Regions from separate parts of the Homo sapiens genome. Here region 1 is linked to region 2. Evidence: read pairs that join two places in POLR2A ChIA-PET (ENCODE). Cell type or tissue: IMR-90. All regions are shown on one strand.

Region 1 (2,500 bases), 74 kb after region 2:
TGTAAGTCACCACACTCAGCTCCCTGCCTTATTTTTTTTTTTTTTTTTTCAAGAGATGGGGGTCTTGCTATGTTGCCCAAGGGGGAGTGCTGTGTCTATTCACAGGTGTGATCATAGTGCACTACAACCTCAAGGGATCCTTCCACCTCAGCCTCTTGAGTAGCTGGAACTAGAGGTGCCCAGCTCTCTTAAAAACTATTAAAACCACCTTGAAGCCTAGTTTCAGTTGATCCATTAAAAAATATTTATGTGTATATATACACATACACATAGGCTGTGTGTGTTTGTGTCTGTGTCTCTGTGTGTGCTTAAGCATTCAGAAATTGGAGCAAACCAGCCACACGAATGTCTAGCTACTTAACTGCTTAACCAGAATTCTGGACTAAAATTGATTACTGATACTTCCTATAATTGGGTAGAAAAACATGTAGCTTTTCTTTTCTTTCTTTTTTTTTTTTTTGAGACGGAATCTCACTCTGCCGCCCAGGCTAGAGTGCAGTGGCACAATCTTGGGTCACCACAACCTCTGCCTCCCGAGTTCAAGCGATTCTCCTGCCTCAGCCTCCTGAGTGGCTGGGATTACAAGGACCCGCCACCATGCCTGGCTAATTTTTTTGCATTTTTAGTAGAGATGGGGTTTCGCCATGTTGACCAGGCTGGTCTCCAACTCCTGACCCTTGGGTAATCCGCCTACCTCTGCCTCAAAGTGCTGGGATTACAGGTGTGAGCCACTGTGCCTGGCTGAACATGTAGCTTTTTTTTCTTGTTCCAGGATTTTTATGTTTTATTGATATCAAATTGTATCTCTATATTTCTTTTAAGAAGGAAACAAATTTATTTTATTAGAATGAGAGACTTAGAATAGGAGTGAAAGGAATACAATAACTAAAACATCATGGAAGTACTTTTTTGTTTTTTCATTAATTTATTGAGAAGAGGTGTTAGTTACAGCTTAAAAATTTTTCTTTTTGTGAGTTAACTAGACACAGCAGAGAAAGTTTGTAGGAGTTTTGGATGGAGAGCACAGTAGTTACAGCAATTCTATTGCTGGGATTTAAGCCAATACAGTTTAGGTCTAATGCTTGGTGAATGACTCTATTGAATGTCATGCCTTAAATATTAAACCCTTTTTTTTTCTTTTCTATTCATAGTGGTAGTCGCTCTTCTAAAACTTTTAAACCAAAGAAGAACATTCCAGAGGGTTCTCACCAGTATGAGCTCTTAAAACACGCAGAAGCCACACTTGGCAGTGGCAACCTTCGGATGGCTGTCATGCTTCCTGAAGGGGAAGATCTCAATGAATGGGTTGCAGTTAACAGTAAGTAGCCTTTTTATTTCTCAGTAGCCTGTGAATTAGGGTAATAGCCTCATTGTTGGTGAGTGTTGGTGCTGTCCATTCTAGGATTTAGTTAGTAAGCTAATATCATAAAAGAGTGATATCTCAATCTAACTTTAACCTTCATGTTACTTTATTTACTTTATTATTATTACTTTTTGAGACAGGGTCTCACTCAGTCACCCAGGCTGGAAGGCTGGAGTACAGTGGCTCAGTTATGGCTGACTGCAGCCTTGAACTCCTGGGCTCAAGCAGTCCTCCCACCCTCAGCCTCTAGCGTAGCTGGGACTGTAGGCACATACCACCCTGCCTGGCTCATTTACAAACATGTTTTAGTAGAGATGGAGTTCTCACTATGTTGTCCAGGATTGTCTTGAACTCCTGACCTCAAGTGATCCTTCTATCTCAGCCTTTCACGGTGCTAGGATTACAGGCACTAGTCACCACATCCAGTCCTTGTTATTTTATTTCTGAATATGGAATTTTATGAAATCTTGTTTCCTATTTTAATACAAAGCATAGATTTACTATCTTCATTATAATAATTTTTCATGTGTCAAACACTGTATAGACATACCACTCTCCTTTCTACGTGGATGATTTTATTTTATCTTTATAACCTTATGATGTAGGTATGATTATTATTTCGGTTTAATAGATTAAGTTGAGACAATTAGTAACTTGCCTAGGTCATATAGCTATTAAATGGAAGAACCTGGGATCAAATATACAGCTATAGAATTTCAGAGTCTATAGAGTCAACCACTATACTAAATTGCCTTTCTCAGTGGCATACTCAGTTATTTGTCTAATTGTGCTTTTTTTATTTTTATTTTTATTTTGAGATCGACTCTTGCTCTGTCGCCCAGGCTGGAGTACCAGTGACATGATCTCGGCTCACTCCAACCTCTGCCTCCTGGGTTCAAGCGATTCTTCTGCCTCAGCCTCCTGAGTAGCTGGGATTATAGGCACGCACCACCATGTCCGGCTAATTTTTGTATTTTTAGTAGAGATGGGATTTCACCATGTTGGTCAGGCTGGTCTCGAACTCCTGACCTTGTGATCCACCCACTTCAGCTTCCCAAAGGGCTGGGATTACAGGTGTGAGCTACCACGCCCGGCCAGTTGTGCTTATTTTTTAAAAAAAGATATCAAGTAGTCATC
Region 2 (2,500 bases):
ACCAGGTGCAGTGGCTCAATGGCTGTAATCTCAGCACTTTGGGACACCAAGGTGGGTGGATCACCTGAGGTCAGGAGTTCAAGACCAGCCTGACCAACATGTTGAAACCCCGTCTCTACTAAAAATACAAAAAATTAGCCAGGCGTGGTGGCACGTGCCTGTAATCCCAGCTACTCAGGAGGCTGAAGCAGGAGAATTGCTTGAACCTGGGAGGCAGAGGTTACAGTTGAGCCAAGATTGCACCATTGTACTCCAGTCTGGGCAACAAGAGCAAAACTCCATCTCAAATAATAATAATAAATAACAAAATGAAATTTAAGTCACAGCAGAGCAGCATTGTATTATGCCTATTTTAAAATTTATTTCGTCACTAGCATCCAATAGTTATCTTTGGCCCCTTACATTTGTTTTCTTTTTTTTTTTTTTGACACAGCGTCTTACTCTGTGGCTCAGGCTGGAGTGCAGCAGTGTGAACACAGCTCACTGCAGCCTCGACCTCCTGGGCTTAAGCAATTCTCCTGACTCAGCCTCCCATGTCACTGGGACCACAGGCACACACCACCATGCTTGGCTAATTTTTGAATTTTTTGTAGAGACAGGGTTTCACTTTGTTGCCCAGGCTGGTCTTGAACTCCTGTGCTCAAGCAGTCCTTCTGACTTGGCCTCCCAAAGTGTTGGGATTACAGGCATGAGCCACAGTGCCTGGCCTGGTAACCTTACTTTTTTTTTTTTTTGAGTTGGAGTTTCACTCTGTCACCTAGGCTGGAGTGCAGTGGTGCGATCTTGGCTCACTGCAACCTCCGCCTCCCAGGTTCAAGCAATTCTCCTGCCTCAGCCTCCCAAGTAGCTGGGACTACAGGCGCCCGCCACCATACCTGGCTAATTTTTTGTATTTTTAGTAGAGATGGGGTTTCACCGTATTAGCCAGGATGATCTGGATCTCCTGACCTCGTGATCCGCCTGCCTCGGCTTCCCAAAGTGCTGGGATTACAGGCATGAGCCACCGCGCCCGGCCAATCCCTTACTTTTTAAGAGCTTATATTTGGGAAGTTTCACATTGCTATAAAAATTTCAGTGTTTTTTTGATGACCTTGGGCTATAAATTTAGAATAGTAGCTGAATATAGAGTGAGGATGCATACCATAGACAGATGTCAGTTTTGCTCACTAATATTTATCTAACATCTGTAGAGTGCTGGGCACATGGTAAACACTCAGTAAATATGCATGGAATGAACTGAATGCATCAAGTCAAATTCATTTTTTTTTTTTTTTTTTGAGACAAGGTCTTGCTCTGTCACCTAGGCTGGACTACAGTGGCAAGATCTCAGCTCACTGCAACCTCCGGCTCCCAGGTTAAAGCAATTCTACTGCTTCAGCCTCCCAAGTAGCTGGGACTACAGGCATGCACCATCATGCCCAGCTAATTTTTTGTATTTTTAGTAGAGGCAGGGTTTCACCATGTTGGCTAGGCTGGTCTCGAACTCCTTACCTGGCTGGTCCTTTGACTTGGGCCAGGCACGGTGGCTCACGTCTGTAATCCAAACACTTTGGGAGGCTGAAGCGGGTGGATCACTTGAGGTTAGGAGTTAGAGACCAGCCTGGCCAACAGGGTGAAACCCTATCTCTACTAATAACACAAAAAATTAGCTGGGCATGGTGGCAAGCGCCTGTAGTCCCAGCTACTTGGGAGACTGAAACAGGAGAATCACTTGAACCTGGGAGGCTGAGATGGCAGTGAGCCAAGATCGTGCCACTGCACTCGAGCCTGGGTGACCGAACAAGACTGTCTCAAAAAAAAAAAAAAAAGGTGTTACAGAATCCGTGGATATTCATTTATTTCCTCCTAATTTTAGACACAATACCATTAAGTTTACTCACCTGGTTTCCAGCATAGATAAGAAGTAGCGAATAAGTCGCAGCAAGATGGCACTGCATGCTAACAAGAAAATGGCACAAAGAGAAGCTGTAGTCATAGAGGCCAGGAGCAGTGGCTCATGCCTGTAATCCCAGCACTCTGGGAGGCTGAGGTGGGTGGATTGCTTGAGCTCAGAAGTTCAAGACCAGCCTGGGCAATATAGCAATACCCTGTCCCAAAAAACAACAACAACAAAATTGCCATAGAATATAACCACTAAGAATCATCAGGAGGTCACAGTAAATACCAGCTCAGCATAATGACTTGGGACACTGATTCCACCCCAACAGAGATCTCAATTTCCCCATCTACAAAATGCAGATAATAATAGTACTTACCACATAGTGAAAAGGATCAAATGAGATACAGCAAGGTAAACAAAAAAACAAAAACCAGAAGCCAGTGCTTAGGCATAGTAATTATTAAATAAATGTTAGTTTTTCTTTTGTTAATTTTATTTTTATTATTTTATTATCATTATTATTACGACTTAAAGTCACGTAACCTTAGGAAAGTTACTCAATCACTCTGAAACTCATTACCCTAGCTTGCCCCATATGATTGCAATAAAAATCAACAAGGA

What was found. ChIA-PET counts read pairs that join two places held together with the same protein. Peaks named below come from ENCODE experiments on the same cell type or tissue, not always from the same donor. Only the 100,000 strongest peaks of a DNase experiment are listed, where the experiment ranks them.
Region 1: POLR2A ChIA-PET joins it to region 2 with 20 read pairs; 6 of 35 experiments call an interaction of 5 or more read pairs at or near these places.

Annotation. Positions count from the first base shown.
Region 1 is chr4:70,957,723-70,960,222 of GRCh38, forward strand. It overlaps MOB1B (MOB kinase activator 1B), which reads left to right. Exons shown (of 6, transcript NM_173468.4): 2 at 1,152-1,318. Among named protein-coding and RNA genes, the nearest start is that of DCK, 35 kb to the right of the region's middle. In IMR-90, no CTCF peak of the experiment used is centred here; a DNase peak (open chromatin) is centred at 1,149; H3K27ac peaks cover 676 bases.
Region 2 is chr4:70,883,461-70,885,960 of GRCh38, forward strand. No RefSeq gene overlaps it. Among named protein-coding and RNA genes, the nearest start is that of MOB1B, 18 kb to the right of the region's middle. In IMR-90, no CTCF peak of the experiment used is centred here; no DNase peak of the experiment used is centred here.